2 separate regions of the Homo sapiens genome follow, and region 2 is linked to region 1. A link is an interaction called in ENCODE POLR2A ChIA-PET data of the cell type or tissue named here. Cell type or tissue: MCF 10A. All regions are shown on one strand. Links, peaks and the distances in the headings refer to the core of each region. The heading gives the core; the rest is flanking DNA. Region 1 overlaps LOC105377572 (a long non-coding RNA gene). Region 2 overlaps TENM3 (teneurin transmembrane protein 3).

Region 1 (8,339 bases), core at 173-8,172:
GGTTAACATTGGGAGTGTATTTTCACATACACATCAAATTTCTTTTCAAATTCAGTCTCAGACTATAGCCTATGTTTTAGACACATTTCTGTACATAATTAAGCAATTTTCAAATAGAAAAGCGAGCCACCGCATAAATAGAAGACATACTATAGTGGTTAATATTGAATTATGGCATAATTAATCATAGAAACTCATCTGAATCTAATTTATTAGTGTTCCCCAAAAAACACCATCTTTGATTTCTACTAGAAAAAGAAAAGACAAAAGTATAAAAAACAATGCGTGTAATGCATTTATCCTTCTCGTGAACAAGAAAGAGCCACGTCTCTCGTGGGTTGAATGAGCTTTATGAATACTACCTTTACTCTTAAAAACAATCCTGGTTCTTTCCTCTTTCCAGGGAGAGAAGCTAACCTTAAGGGGAGTAATGCTGCTGTGCCTTGTCCCCCGTTTTGGTGACATCTCCTCTGGGGACGGGCTTAAAATTCAGGAGAGATGATGAGGGACAGCGACAAGGGTAGGGCCCCTGTTGGCCTCGGTTTGTCCAGTCCACACATCACTCCCTTAGGAGGGAAGACCACCTATAGGAAGGGGCTGGAAGGACACACAGCAGGTGATGGTGCTCCTATGGTCATGCAGAGCTAAACAAGTGACCTTCCTTGTAGGGTCATCTTCTGTGATACACACCGGTCTACGGAGAGAGGGTACCTAGACTGAGAGAAGAGCCTGGGGCTTAGGTGCGGAGTTGGGAGCAGGAAGAGTGGGGAAGACCTGCTTGGCAAAATAGAGTGCAGTTTGGAGATCAGCAGAAAAGAAGTGATTTAGGCCCTACTGCCAGTCAGGGCATCGGAAGCCTCAGTAGGTGCTGCAGCTTGATGAACATGGAGTTTTGAGAAGATTAATATGACAATGATACAAAAAAAAAAAAAAAAACTAGAGAGGGGGAAAATGGAGGCAGCGAGACAGTTCTAAAAAATCAGGCCCAAATTCCTGACGTCTTAGAAATCAGATGAACCCCAAGAGACATGATTATAATAATACAAAATATAATAAATACAAAATAATAAAAATAATTTGATTAAAATAATCAAACAAAATATTTGAAGGACTGAGATACTGGACAGAAAGTGAGAGAAGCATAATAAGTAAAGGCTTCCAGGCTTTGAGAGGAGAGAGTAACAGGAAGGCCACTGAGTAAAATGGGTTGGGGGGAAAAGAAGCCTATTTTGAACAAACTTTGGTTTTCAATGTTGAGGTGCTGAATTCAAGGAAAATGCTTGCAATCCAAGTGAAGTGAAATCTGTAGCATGTGAGACCAGTGTAAAGGAGACCTCTCTGAAGGGGAGAGGTCAGAGCTGATGGTGTCGGTGTGACCGTCCATCCGCCCGAGGGTGTGAGAGCAGGGGATCTAGAGAGAAAAGCAGGGTGTGGCATGTAGTGTTGCCAGCACTCATCATTTGGCAGGAGGGAGAGGGAAAGAGAAACCTAGATGAAACAGGATTCATGGCGGAGGATGCGGCACAGGGAGGCTGGGGAGGGCTGGAGGTTGTGGATGCTGTGGGGACCACAGCTGCGGAGACACCTCACACTCTATGACACAGCCTGGGTGTAGAGGAGTGGACTGAGACATGAATGAGTTAATTCTACCCCACCTCCCCCTGCAGATGACTTCACTCACCTAGGTCTCATCAACTGAGAGAGAGAGCCAGTCTTGGATCTCATTCTCTTGAGAATTGAATACCCATCAGTACCCCCACGGGCTGCTATGTTCGTGCACCTTCAGATTCCATCTACCTCTCAAAGCCCCAGACTCCTACCCCAGGCAAGGTCCTATTCAGCTACTGTACTCCCAAGCCCAGTTAATACCCCCATCAAATGGTAACAGACGCATTTACACAATTACTAACTGTGCCTGAAGAATTCTCCCAGGCCACCAGGTAATGTTTCTTCAAGAACTTTACTCGGCTATACCTTAAGACCTTAAGATATATCGGCAAAGAGGAGCTATTCTGGTGCGAAGGGGGCTCCTAGCAGTGTCAAAGGACAAGCAGAGGTTTAGGACAGCAAAGACTGGGTCTGCCAGCAGGAGTCTTGGCAGCCTTTGAGTGTAGCTTTGATCTAGTGGTGGGGACGGGAGCTCTACTGCATGAGCATGCACAGTGGGGCCACACGCACACAAGGTGCCTGGGAAGCACCTGCCTTGAGTGTGGGGGATGGGATGGGAGGTAGAGCATGGCAGTGTCAAAACAACGATTTTTTTTTTTTTTTTAAAGAGGGACAGCTGGGCTGGATGCGGTGGCTCACGCCTGTAATCCCAGCACTTTGGGAGGCCAAGGAGGGTAGATCACTTGAGGTCAGGAGTTCGAGACCAGCCTGACCAACGTGGTGAAACCCCGTTGCTACTAAAAATACAAAAATTGGCCGGGCATGGTGCCGCGCACCTGTAATCCCAGCTACCTGGGAGGCTGAGGCAGGAGAATGGCTTGAACGCAGAGGCGGAGGTTGCAGTGAGCTGAGACTGTGCCACCGCACTCCAGCCTGGGCGACAAGGGCGAAACTCCATCTCAAAAAAAAAAAAACAAAAAAAAAGAGGGACAGCTGAGCCCATGTGAATGTGAAGGCTGAATTGAAGGACGTCATGGAAAGTGACAGCTGGATTTCCAAAAGATAGGAAATATACTTTGACCACTAAACCAACGTTGCAACAGAGGCAAGCACAGGTTTGATCAGATGAGCCTGAGAACCTCTGGTGGAGTCTGGGCTCTGCAGGTCTAAGAGGCCACCGCAGTGACATGAAATCAGCTGCTCCCAAGAACACACTTTGAGCAAAGCCCCCTTCTAGGACATACTATGGTCCTGTGGGCCAAATCCAGCCTGCTGCCTACTTTTATATGGCCCTTGAGCTCAGAATGGTTTTTGATAAGAAATGCTACCTTTGAACTCTAATTAGGCAAAATGTCAACTCTCCCCCACAACAATCCATTCTTCTCATTAGTAGACCTGTATTACATTTAAAAAGTATACCCTTTCATTACTACTATATTAAAATTTTGTCAGTAAAATGTGTGGAAATGTGTGGAATACTTTCACACTATTCTTAATTTGTACTCCTGGCCTGCAAAGCCTAAAATACTATCTGTCCCTTTACGGAAATTGTTTGCTGACTCCTGCCCTAGAGTCTTCATGAGAAGTAATTGTTGCTCTTGAGATGAGAGAAACACAGGCAGATTCCCAGAAAGTGAATCATGAGCATATTCATAGAAACTGACGTGTTAAGGTACATTCAGATCTGGCATCTGACTTCTTAATGGGGTGATTACCCAGTGCTTTTTATTATTTTGAAAAGTCAAGTTCTTTTACTTCTCACAAATACTTAACATCATAAAGCATTTATAAAGTACAAAGTCTCCTGCTAGAAAAAGGCATGTTGGACATTAACTCTGTGCTTAAGCAGCTTGCATTATTAAAAAATATCTACAACAGAAAGGGAAAGGCCAACTCTCTTTTGCAACACTTACATTTTTAAGGCTTATGAAACTGACAAAACTTCTGAGGAAACACACGACTTCAAGGACATTCTCTTGTAAATTACAGCAACAGCAGCAGCAGCATTTTTAACCAGATGACCATTTGAGATAACTTAAACTGCTGGAAAGGTATTTTAAGCACAGCTGTGATGCCAAAAGAAGGTACCAAAGGCAGAGCTTTGGTAGAACACAATACATTACAAAAGATGAAAGTCTAAAGTGATGACAATAATAAATTCCTGTTTTCCAGAAAATCGGCATTTTTAGGAGTTCTAAAGTTAATGCACTTAAAATACTTTTGATCATATTTTTCCCAAGCTTTTACATATTAAGAAATTTTCAGACACCCAAAATTTGCTTTATAAGTAGTTCTTAGAAAGACTAAAGGAGCTGTATAGTTATTTTAAAATCCACCCTAAGTGATGTGTAAGTTACTTAGCTGGCAGCTTCAATTTGTAATATGCACTCCCCAAAAAAGCAGGGGGAGCATCAGCTATAATTTTAATAACAGCTCTGCCCCGCCACATATCTTTTTGCATGGGCTGGGAAGCATGCTCACCCTGTGCTAAGAGCTTAAGCTTTGGAGTCCTGTTTAGATAAAGCACTTACATTTAAAAATGAAGTAAATAACTTAATGTGTAAGTAGAAAAAGCTCCCAGCTTAGTTATAAAATATGACATACCAAGTGAACCTAGAGCTGCCTAAATAAGTGTTTTACATTTTCCAGCAGGCTGAACTATGAAAAGCAACTAGAGGACATTCTCCCCCTTGAAGATAATCACTTTTATTGTTGCCGGGTCAAAGATTCAGATTCCACGCAGCAACCTCTGACTAAAGAACAGCAAGTCCTTTCAGGTCAGAAAGTCCAATATGCAGCCCCCTCAGAAGCATAGCATAATAGTCCTAAAATAACAAGCATACATGTAGCTTTCTTAATTTGCCCTGCTGGGTTCCTGTAATAAGTACTTAACAACTGTAGGCTCTGAGCAGCTCAGCAGACATCAACAAGACCATTTGCCAGATGATTTAGCAAACAAATTTCCGAGCATCTCATGCTTATGTTGAGTGCGTGACATTAGCAAACATGCAGGGACTTAGAGATAATAATAGTAGATAGGAATTTTACAAATTAAAAAGAGAGAGAAAGAAAGAACGGGAATTTTGAAGTCTAGAGAATTTAGGCTGATATGCCAAATTCTCTGGCTAGAATGAAGTCCCCCAGATGAATACTCAGTAACTTCTGCTAATTTTTTACTCCTTGAGCAAATAATCTGAAATTGAGTTATTGGGAAGGGACAAAAACTCTGGAATGACTTCCAGGGGAGGAAGAAAAGAATAGAAACCACCTTATTTTTTAGCACAAGTAACTGACATGAAGCAAGCACAAAACACGAAAGGTTCTCAGTAAATATTTATTGAATGAATGACTCCATGTCTATGACACGCATGAGGAATTGACATCTCCATAAAGAAAGCTAGCAGATTCTCAACAAATCATAGGGGTTAGGTAAGCGGGTAGGGCGAAGGCATTCATCAAGGAATCCCTCTCCAGTGTCAGGAATCCAAGGCTCAGAGAGGGAGACATTCTCGTGAATCCATCAGCAGCCCCCTGGCCCATAACAGACTCCTTGAGATGCTTCTAAGTGAGAGGGAATCCAGGTGGCAATGGCACTTACCATTTTAAGAGCTGGAGCAATCCTGAGGCTCTGTGGGGAAAGCAATCATCCCCAAAACAGGAAAACAAATCTGACAATAGAGCAGGGCTGGTCCTCAATAGCCTGGGCATGAGGAGCCAGGAAACCTGCTCTGAGGAGGGAGGTAATTATCCCATCACTTCAGGTCACAGGGAAATTCTATTCTGTTTTCCGAGGCAACATTTTTAACACTTACACAGACATTTTAAATGTGAACAACTCAAGCAATCATCCTATTATATCTGTTAGTTTAGCTGATTTCTTTCTTTTTTTTTTTTAATTTTACAGATTTCTTCTTTCGGTGGATCGTGTAAATTAGTGAGTTGCTTTCACGTCTTTTGGCCAGCTTCAGAGAAGAATGAAGTACCCAATGCTTGGTGAGAGGCAGTCCATGTTCCGGATGTAAAGCACTTCTCACTATATTAATTGTCCGCTGGCTTAATTTTTTCATATTCTGTCGAATGCACTTTGCCTGCGTGTACGAAGGCAGCTTCCTCATCAGATGTGAGTTGGGAGCATCCACATGTACTCCACTGATGCTCCCCAAACTTCCAAGATAAAAATTTCCACAAGGGGAAGATAGCAGTCAAATGTGAGAAGAATAATTTGCAAATAGATAAATACGCAAATAAATAAAACTGTTCATGGAGTTGTCTACTGGAAAACGATGTGCCAAGGGCACAATGAGCGAAAGTGAAGCTTGACAATGAGTTAGGTCGCCAGATGTGGCGCGGTGATTTGGGGGGGCCCAGGGGAGCACCCATGAGGAGAAAGGCTGGGTGTAAATCAGTCATAGCAACGCTCCACTGCACCTGGGGGGCCCTGAGGAAATACGTTAGTGGTGAATCAAGAGCCAGGCTCCAAGGCCCTGAGGCCAGTGTGCTGGGAGAGGGGCGTGTCAGAGGCACATGGGAGAGGTGGGCCTGAAGACAGAGAGAAGCTCTAAGTCAAGCAAAGACCCAGGTTTCTAGAAGTGGTCATGCAAATAGCTGAGGTTCGCAGATTCTATTATTTAATAATTAAATGTAAAGAAGCATTTAGCTTACGTCAACTATTTTAGTTAGGAGAGCAATAGTCACAAAGCAGCAGTTGTGAAATTTATATGGATTGGAAAAGGGTGTGATAGACACGGGGTGGAAGAGTTTCCATTTGTTTTGTTTTAAGCCACGGTCAATGTGGGCTTTCAAAGTCAGATGCCGAAGGAGGAATTAAATTATCCAGTGAGTATTAGAGAGTTATTCTCAAACCGTATTTTACTGTAAGATGGGGTTATTTTAAATTCAGAAAAGCTAATGAGCATAAAGAAGACTGCAAATCTTCTGGGACCATGTGTCAGCTGATCCACAGCTGCTGCAACCGAAAAGTCACAAAGCTTGCTGGGAAATGGAGAACAATGCAGACTCAGTTGTCATGAATATCTTATGTGAAGTTACTTTTTAGAGAAATCTCCAAATGCAATCTCTATAGGCAAACATATACATTTGTATATAGAAAGAGTAAAGCTGTAATCTTCATTGAACACAGAGATTTGTTTCTTTTGGGTTTTTTTAAATTTGCATTTCATTGTTTTTCATGAAAATGAATTTAATGCTTGAATTCTGTACAAGCATCACAGGAAAAGGCTATCAGGAATCTGCAAGAGCCATACAAGGTGTCCCTTAGATAAATAATGGTCAGGAAAGGAAATGTGTGAATGAAAAGACCACGATGTGCTGACTACGTTGAGGCACTGAGCAGAACAGACAGTGGGAGGCAACGACTGAGACAACCTGAGTTGAAAAATAGTGTCTGGAAGACGCAGGGGTGTATACAGTGTCTAATAAAATTCTGCAAAGAAGCTCAAAAGTGATCACGTATTTATTGCAAGGGTATTTTCAAAATAAACTCATTTTGAATTATTCACTCTTCCCCTCTCCCCACCAAAAAAACAACCTATTATGAATTAGTTTGGAGTAAACGTTTTCACAGGTTTTCAACTGGTTGTACCACACACTCTTAAAATAAAGGTATTACACATTCCAAAAACATTTCAACTCTTACATGAGCCTAAAGATAACACCGCTTCAGTCAGCATTATAAGCAACACCACCATTTGAAATCTGTATCAGAGCCCATTATCACCACACACTACATCCAGCAAAATCTGGATTCCTTACATTTCGTAATCATAATGAGCCTCAAAACCTCATCAGAATCTCTGACTCTTTTCTTTCTTTTGTCCCCCGCAGCCAACTCATTACTGAGCCCTGTTGATTTCCCCCTTCATTATCCAGCCCTCTATCCATTACTGTCGGCGCTCTGATGCTTCATTAGTGTCTACCCTTGATGGTGACAGCTTCTGAAACACCTCCCTTCTCGAATCCATGTTATATCTTGGATGAAATTAACTTCCTTGAAACATTTCTCCTTCTTTCTGTCATTCCCCTGCTCTAAAAGTTTTAATGATTCCACGAGGTCTTGTATGCTTCCACCATGTTTAGGAGGGAGGCCTGAGGCCATATGCCCAGGCAATGGTGATATTCAGCAGCAGATGTCCTTCCAGAAGGGTTGTGAGGCTGTGCCCACGATGAGGGGCCACCTGCCAAAGACACTCCAATGGAGCAAGAACTGTAGCAAATCCCTCCAGTGCAGCCACCAAAACTCTCCCTACTCTCCCTCTCAGGTTAGCGGGAGAGGCGTTGGGAAAGAGGGAGGATACAGGCCCAGCAAAGCGGGGGAAAGGGAGTTAGGAAGAGCAACCGCTGCTCCAACTCAAGTCTGTTGGCTTAAACTCTTGGCCCCAGAAACAGGAACTCAAGTCTCCCAACTGCCTTTGTCATTTATTGAAGACCTTAAGACAGCTCTCAGCGCTCCAAAAATCATGAGGCATTCTTTGCCCTCTGTTCTTTGAGAAATCAACTTCTACCACTTTGGGGACTGGGAACTGGCCAGGGGATGGTGAAGGAAGCTAACACTTAATCTTTCTCTCCAATGCCCTAAACTTTTACCACGCTACCTACCTGTGGCCCTGAAGTTGGGGGTGTGAGTTTATTTTATGTGATAGCTGGGTGGAGGAGAAGGAACCAAAAGATTCTATTTGAGCCCATTTTCTTTTCTTTTTCTTTTTTTTTTTTGA
Region 2 (8,339 bases), core at 22-8,021, 100 kb before region 1:
GAGGAACTATGACAACTAATAAAAATGTTCAAGTCATGCAACTAACCAGTAGTGTGGCTAGGCTGGGGCTCACACCCCCATATGGTGCTCTTCCATTTATTTCTTGGAAAAGTTGCCAAACGGTAAGACTTGTGTAGCATCAAGTCCAAATTCAAACCTTTAGTCGTAATGAGAGAAAAGCAAGTTTTCTAGATGACTTCAAAACAACTACAGCTTTCCATATTTAAAAAGTGCCTTAAAGATGGGTCTCACTGGCCCAGTGATAGTTGGGAAGTCTGTGTGCCACTGGGGGAGCTTCTTCAATGAAGAGCTCATGTGATTTCCCTAAGTGCTGGGCATATTCCTCTCTTTCAGAGTGGACATAAAAGCTCCTTGACGAATTATTAATTTCAATCTTGATTATTTATTGAGTGCTTAAAATATGCCAGGTGCTTTACATATATGACCTCACTTAATCCTCACAACAACCTTGCTAAATAAGAATTATCAACTCCATTTTCGCATGACAGAACTGAGGCCCAGAGAGATTCACTGGCCCATCCAAGGTCATAGAGTCAGAAATCACCTGAGCTGAATTTGAACACATTTCAGTTTCATTCCAAATCTCTCCTCTTAACCTCTGGACTATACTTCCAAACCTTAGAACAAAGAGGAGATTTAAGAGATAAAATTTTTTAAGAAGTAAAAAAGAGAGAGAGAGATGACAGCAATGAGTTTAACAAACCATGTCAGGATGTCAACAGATCCAGTATTAACAAAGTCAATGAAGGCTGTCATATTGAAAATTACATTTGCAGAGATCACAGCTTTGGGGATGCAAAAATAAAAGCCAAGTGAAATTCAACTCAGGAGTAAGAAAGGTGTAAAATGTAAGACCAAGAGGATAAAATCTACTGAAAACATTTTCAAGCTGCTTCTTCAGGGAAAAGACGATTAGAGAAGAACATAAATGACACCCTGGTGTGATATTATGTGTTTCAGAGGGAGACGTGCTCACAATTCTCTTTGCTTGTCTGTCATCCTATGTGGTTCAGTTATCAAAGGAGACAGGCTCTCTTCCATCACAGCCTTGGTAGCTGTACTAATTTTGTTTTGTGGGCCAGGCACAGTGGCTCACGCCTGTAATCCCAGTACTTTGGGAGGCCAAGGCGGGTGGATCACTGGAGGTCAGGAGTTCGAGACCAGCCTGGCCAACATGGTGAAACCCCATCTCTACTAAAAATACAAAAAACATTAGTTGGGCCTGGTGACACACGCCTGTAGTCCCAGCTACTCGGGAGGCTGAGGCAGGAGAATCGCTTGAACCCAGGAGACGGAGGCTGCAGTGAGCCAAGATCGTGCCACTGCACTGCAGCCTGGTCAACAGAGTGAGACTCTGTCTCAAAAACAAACAAACAAAAAAACCTGTTTCATGTATTTCCCTGAAAAAAAAAAACACCCTTCCCCCACATGGAGACAAAGGGGTTGGGGTGGAACAGACCCCAGTCGTGGGGTCCAGGAACAGCCTGAACAAAGTCTCAGGGACTGGTTAAGAATGAACATGTGACCAATGAGGTCAGTCCTGGGACATCTGGTGAAACTACTGGGAATGAGCCTACTCTTTTCATTAGAGTTGCTAAGGGGAAGATGTAAACTTGTAGCTTGTTTACATTTTTGCCGTCATTTGGAGAAAGCCTGCCTCCTGCTCACTGACGTCTACGTAGAAGAAGCAGACCTCAGTGACTGACAGAAATAAATGATTCTGAGAGCTGTGTATGGTGGCACGCACCTGTAATCCAAGCTACTTGGGAGGCTGAGGCAGGAGGATCACTTGAGCCCAGGAGTTTGAGACCAGCCTAGGCAACATAGTGAAATCCCATCTCAATTAAAAATAAATAAATAAAAATAAGAATTTAAAGAAAAAGAAATATGCTTCTGAAATAACAAGTTCTTACCCTGGATATTTCAACTGAAAAAACTATATCAATACAACTGGGAAGGAGACAGAGAACAGGTTTTGTAATCAGACAAAACTATGTCTAAAGTCTAGCTCCACTATTTACAAATGATGTGACACATGGCCTTGGACAGGTTACTTAAGCTCTCTGAGGCTTAGTTTACTACTTTTAATTATCCAAAAAGCATATGACAATACCTTTCTAGCGGAGATATTATGAAGATTAAATGAGATAAAGTTTTTTAGGGCATTCAGCACAGTTATTGGCACATAACATAATGAGTACTTGATAAAGGGCAGCTACTATAATGACATCAAGTACATTGCCCGGTGTCCGAGAATCATGTCCGCTGTCATTAGGCTTAAATCTCAGTAATCTGGGGGAGCTGGTTTGCGAAAAATACACCAAAGCCCAGTCTATACGGTTGAGAGCAAGAGATTATACCTCTGTTACGAAATTGCTATTTTGCTAAAATGTGTGAATAGAATTTGAGTTTTGAATTTTTATGAGCTTATTCAGAGGGACTATGTCATCAAATAAGAAAAAAATTGTTCCCACACCAATAATTTCAAAATGATTTCATGTCTAATGTTATCCAAATATTTTTGTCTTGGTAGTAGAAAGCAGTAGGCAGACGCTGGCAGGACTTTCAAGAGGAGGAATGAAACTGATGAAGAGTCTCCAGACTGAAGAATGCTGGTAGGCTTATTTTAGTAACTAGGTGAAGACCTGGTAACTACCCCCAAGTATTTGGAGAATAAGGGATAACTGCAGTTATTCATGCCTCTGTTACCCACAGGCAAAATTACTATAATAAACATATACACTGTCTACTGCCCACCAGACAGCTCTCATCTTAGTCTGAAAAGCAGCAAACCAGCCACACGGCACCTTCCTCACGGATCCCTGGAAAGTGGGAAATTCGCACTCAGCGATGCGAATGCAGGTGTCTCCGTCAACATGGCATCTGTCAGTGGACAGACGAATTCCCAAACCCCACTTCCTCCTTGAAGGAGGTAAGCTCTAGGGGATAGATAAGTTCCAGAGTAGATTCAGGATCCCAAAAACCCTTTGGGTTCAGTCTGAGTGTCTGATTCGTCCCAAGAACTGAGGAAAGTCTCTGAGCTTGCTGTGGAGACAGTAGGGGCTAGGTCGGTTCTGGACTCAGTATCAATGTGTAGGGGAAACAGCCAGCCTGGCTAGCGGTCTGTGTGCTTACTCGGAGGATTCCATTCTCTAGAATATTTTTCTTCGTGGGTGTTTATTGTTTGTTTTTAAACACATTGTAATGCAACAGTATTGGGGAATATAAATATGCTTGACTAGGTATAGGCTCACACAGAAATATACTGTTTGGACTTCTCAAGTTTAGTTACACACCTTAAAATGCATAGGCACAATACACTCAAATATTATGACTTTGTATAAATACTGCCAAATAGTCAAGTAAAAATAGGAAACACGTATCCTATACCTTTGTGGTTCTGGATTTCCTAGATGATTTATATCATAAAGACAAATACATGCATAGGTTGGGCACAGCGGCTCACACCTGTAATCACAGCACATTAGGAGGCTGAGGCAGGAGGATCACTTGAGGCCAGGAGTTCAAGACCAGCGTGGGCAATATAGTGAGATCCCATCTCTACAAAACAAGTTTTTTTGTTTTGTTTTGTTTTTTAATTAGCCAGTCACGGTGGCACATACCACCTGTAGGCCTAGCTACTCAGAAGGCTGGGGTGGAAGGATCACTTGAGCCCAGGAGTTCAAGGCTGCAGTGAGCTATGACTGCACCACTGCACTCCAGCCTGGGTGACAGAGTGAGACCCTGTCTCATAAAAAAAAAAACCAAATATGTGCATAATCTATAATTTTAAAAAGTTTTCATGGGTCAGGTAGACAACGCCCAACCCAGGCATCGGGTCATCTGCTGAGGGGGTTGGGGGGCTCAATCCAGCCTGTGCTTTGCGGTTGCCCAGTTCAGCACCCCTAGGAGGGGGCTGTGTCTGCTCAAAGGAGGCACCTCCCAATAATGGACACAAAGGCTCTTGAGTAAGTGGCCCAATTAAATTTGTTTCAATGCTGTTACTAGTGGTAGTTATAAACCACGGCAGAGGATTAAAATGGACCTAGTCAGTAGATAAAAATGTTGCGTTCTCAGATGTCTGCTAAAGTAGGATTCTTCCAAAGCTCTTCCTGACCACAAAAGGGGAGTGCAGGCAAGAATGTTCCAGCAGGCACAGAGAGCAAGGCAGTTTCCTTGGTTTCCCATTGACTGCCTGCCAAGTGGAGAAGCTGGACTTTTGCCACTGTATTTCATACCTTGGTGATGTATTCTAGACAACTGTTAAAAACCACACTTTCAAGGTAAGCTAGTAAATTGTGGCTATTCAATAAATATTAAACCACAACAACAATTTGGAGTAAGTCAATTTGGTCTACGTTTCCTCAAAGGGAGGCATTGCTAAAATGCAGTCGTCACTGTTGAGAAAATATGATCTAATTTTGCCCACCACGGCTCTGCTTTAAAGTAATTCAATTTGCTGTTCAGCTCATTACAAAATAGTTATGATATCAATTAATAGTTACAGCTATAATCCCTATGTCAGGAGGATTTTAAATTTAATTTGGATGGAGCATTAAGGAAAGGACTCTAAATTCATGAAAATACCTTCCTCAGGTGAGTGCTACTCTACATTTCCATCTCTTTCCCAACTGGGTGTTGGCATTTTGTCCTAGTCCAGAGGCAACCCTTCTGCAACCAGGAGGTGTAGAAGGGTTCTTTGTGCTCATATAATTTTTGGTCTCTCTACTTTCTAACTACCAGTAGGGGGCCAATTAGCACAGATTACGATGATTATTTTGCACAATGGACACCTGTCACCCATGAACCGGACTGAGACCACAAAACCAATTTCCTGTGGGTCACCAAGTAGTAATGATTGCTAGTTTTCATCAGTCCAGGCTGCATTCCTCTTCATCTGCCCCACTTTCCTCCCCCTTCACAATTACCATTATCCTGTATGTACAAGTGTGTAATGGTGATACCACTTTGGAAAGAAGAAATTGTGAATACGTATCATATCAAGATTTCCATATTATTTTTGGAAAATAGCCACATTTCATTGGATTATTTCTACAGTATGTGGTAGTAAACGTGTAATGTGGAATATATTTTAATTGCTGTGATGTAAATGAGACTTTGGGGTCATGTTACAGAGTGTTAACTGAAAGATCCAGCTATGACTTTAGCATGCCTGCAGGCCTTTTAAATTGTTATGGGAAATTGCAGCATTCAATTGAGTAGTTTCAACACTGAGCTCCCCTAAGGCTTATTACAGTTTGGCAACATGATGCCAATTTCAACTAATGTACATAATGCCTTTCTCCTCTCATACTTTATCTACAGAACCTTTCTAGTATGTACAACTTGAAAATCATGAAACCCTAGGCAGATGAAGAGCATATTCTTGACACAATCTACCATTATGTTATTGGCAAGAGTCCTCAGATACTACAGGTTTCTGCTCAGATGGGGTTCAGAGCACCAGGAGTATCACAATATTTATCCAGTAATAATAAAAAGCAATAAATGGGAAAAGTTCAAATTATTATAATGAAATTTCCTATTAAAACATTTTGTTATAAACTCTCCTTAAGAAATGCATCCAGGTAACTCAAAGATTCAAGTAGGAAACACCTATCTACTTATGATAATAACATACATATAAAATGTATTATAACTTATAAACATTTTCACGTATGCTTTCAAAGTAACTTGGCTGTACAAACCTGATTCAGAAAACATCTTTCAGGCTGGACATGGTGGCTCAGGCCTGTAATCCTAGCACTTTGGGAGGCTGAGGCAGGAGGGTCACCTGAGCCTAGGAGGTCAAGGTTGCAGGCTATGAGGGTGCCACTGTACTCCAGCCTGGGTGACAGAGGAAGACTGTCTCAAAAAAAAAGAAAAAAAAAGAAAGAAAGAAACTATCTTTCAAATGTAAGTATGGTTCACTATCATATCACGGGACAGAGGAGGGGGCCCTCTTTCTTCTCCTTGGGTGCATGAAGTACAGGTTTGTGTAACTTCCTGGTGCTGAAGGGGAAAAGATCAGCCAGACCCACCACCTGACCAGACAGGGCCAGGCACCTCCAGCTCCTCCCATATGGACGGTGCTTCTGCCTTGCACACTTCCCAGATGGCTAGGGTCACCCTCCCTTTGGCCAGATCTGCAGGATTCAGGGTGTTAATAACAATGGTGTACGAAATTCTTTCCCTTCCACCATTACTAAAGAACGTAAGAACATCCAGGATAGCAACGACTTCCTCCCAAGCCCTACATGAAATGGGCTTCTGTGAAGTAAGCACCACGCATCAAACTGGCATTGGGTATTGCTGCAAAGTCACATACACAGGACACAGTCTGATCATTGAATACTCTGCAGGGGGTTACCCTTCCATCCAAGGCCAAGGCAGGAAGGCCGCAAAGAGCCGCTGTGCAGAAGTAGAGGCGTGTAACCGGGAAAGAGAACTGGGACACACATCGGAAGGACCTAGTTTAAGAACTGTAGTGAAAGAGGATAAATTATGGCTAAAATATCAGTAAAGTGAATACCATCAAAATGCAGATTCTGAATAATAACTCTCTTCCATGATCTGGGGATGGATCACCACAATAACATTTTTAGTCTGACTACACCTAGTTTTCTTGTTCAACAAATCCTCCAGCACAGTATTCACGGCCTACTTCGAAATAAACATTTTGGTGGCATGTTGGAAGGAATAAAAGACTCAAAACAACATTGAAAAGCCACATCCAATTATAATGCAATTAGTTTTACAGTAAATCAGCACCTTACAGTATTGATAAAGAAACAAAAGCTGTCTTACTTGCTGGCCTTCAGAACTTGTTATTTGTTAACAATCTGTTCCTTTTGTTTTTGTGGTTTTTTTTTTAGATCTGTTTACTGCCTTGACCATGTCCTCTTCTATACTTCCAGAGCAAAAACCTCACAGATTTCAGTAAATATGTCAGAATTGCTGTAGTGGACCTGAGTCTAACCCTCAGTGGTAGCCAAAGATACCACGTTCACAAGCAGCAAAGCTCAGCTTTCTGGAAATTAGACCTTACCATCCACCTGTGTCTCCTGCTACAGGAATAAAAAGAGAGAAGAAAAGAGGAGAGGGGAGGACAGAGGAGGAGAAGAAGAAAAAGAAAAAAGAGAAAGAAAGAAAAACCCCTCGACAGACTGAATCACTGTCGTAGCACCTGTCATTCACGTGCAGCACATCAGTAAGCCGAAGTACGGTGGCTGCAAACCACTGGAGGACAATAAGGGATCTACACAACCCCACAAATCCCCTATCCATGCCAAACAGTTTTAAGCTGTGTCATTCCCGTTTCAGATTCAACTCTCTATTGGACACGACAGGTGAGAAGCAGGAGTGCTGATTGTAACTGAACTTTTATTGTGCCATCATTTTCCACCCCCTCCTCTGCTTCAAAATTCACAGTCATCCCAACAGAAAAACCTACTCCAGTGTTGCCTGCCTTTGTGTCTTGTACACAGCAGGTCTTCAATCATCAATAGTATTTCCTGATTGATGTGAACTTTGATGAGACAATACAGCCAATTTTAATTAAAAAAAATTATCTTGGCCGGGCACAGTGGCTCATGCCTGTAATCCCATTACTTAGGGAGGCCGAGGCGGGTGGATCATGAGGTCAGGAGATCGAGACCATCCCGGCTAACACGGTGAAACCCCATCTCTACTAAAAATACAAAAAATTAGCTGGGCATAGTGGCGCACACCTGTAATCTCAGCTACTTGAGAGGCTGAGGGAGGAGAATCGCTTGAACCCGGGAGGCAGAGGTTGCAGTAAGCCAAGATCGTACCACTGCACTCCAGCCTGGGCAACAGAGCAAGACTGCGTCTCAAAAAAAAAAATTTCTTGAAAGAGAAAAGATAATATAATATTGTCTTCAGGGCATCTCCTACTTGCTACTACTAGATTTAGCTCATTTTCTTTGACTTCTTTTTTTTTTTACTTGCCAATCCCCTATAGTCTTCATAGTCTATTTTAAATTTTCCTCTCGAATACTGGAAATGTGATGATCTAGCAAAAATGCTATTCTAACAAAATCAGGCTATCACATTTATATGTCTCCATGACTTTTATTATGGTAAAATTTCTATCTTGAAAAAATAATCGTTGAGCAGGATATTCTAATTATAATCTCGCAATATAAAAACAAAAGAGGAAAGCTTCGAATTAAAAATTAAACCATTAAAATGAACACATACAATTAATCTGAGGATCCTACGGCCATGTGGTGCCTAGAAAGTTGTCAAATAGAGAGTTTAAAAAGTTTAATGTCCATAGCTAAAATGTATTGAGT

The links. ChIA-PET counts read pairs that join two places held together with the same protein. Peaks named below come from ENCODE experiments on the same cell type or tissue, not always from the same donor. Only the 100,000 strongest peaks of a DNase experiment are listed, where the experiment ranks them.
Region 2: POLR2A ChIA-PET joins it to region 1 with 10 read pairs; 2 of 35 experiments call an interaction of 5 or more read pairs at or near these places.

Annotation. Positions count from the first base shown.
Region 1 is chr4:182,203,216-182,211,554 of GRCh38, reverse strand. LOC105377572 (a long non-coding RNA gene) reads left to right here. Exons shown (of 3, transcript XR_007058400.1): 3 at 1-7,069. It also overlaps a transcript of TENM3 not described here. Among named protein-coding and RNA genes, the nearest start is that of TENM3, 36 kb to the left of the region's middle. RefSeq lists an enhancer at 2,338-2,839 and a silencer at 3,914-4,113. In MCF 10A, for the core only: no CTCF peak of the experiment used is centred there; DNase peaks (open chromatin) are centred at 3,234 and 3,544.
Region 2 is chr4:182,303,768-182,312,106 of GRCh38, reverse strand. The region is part of intron 1 of TENM3 (teneurin transmembrane protein 3); the gene reads right to left. Among named protein-coding and RNA genes, the nearest start is that of TENM3, 65 kb to the right of the region's middle. In MCF 10A, for the core only: no CTCF peak of the experiment used is centred there; DNase peaks (open chromatin) are centred at 4,166 and 5,196.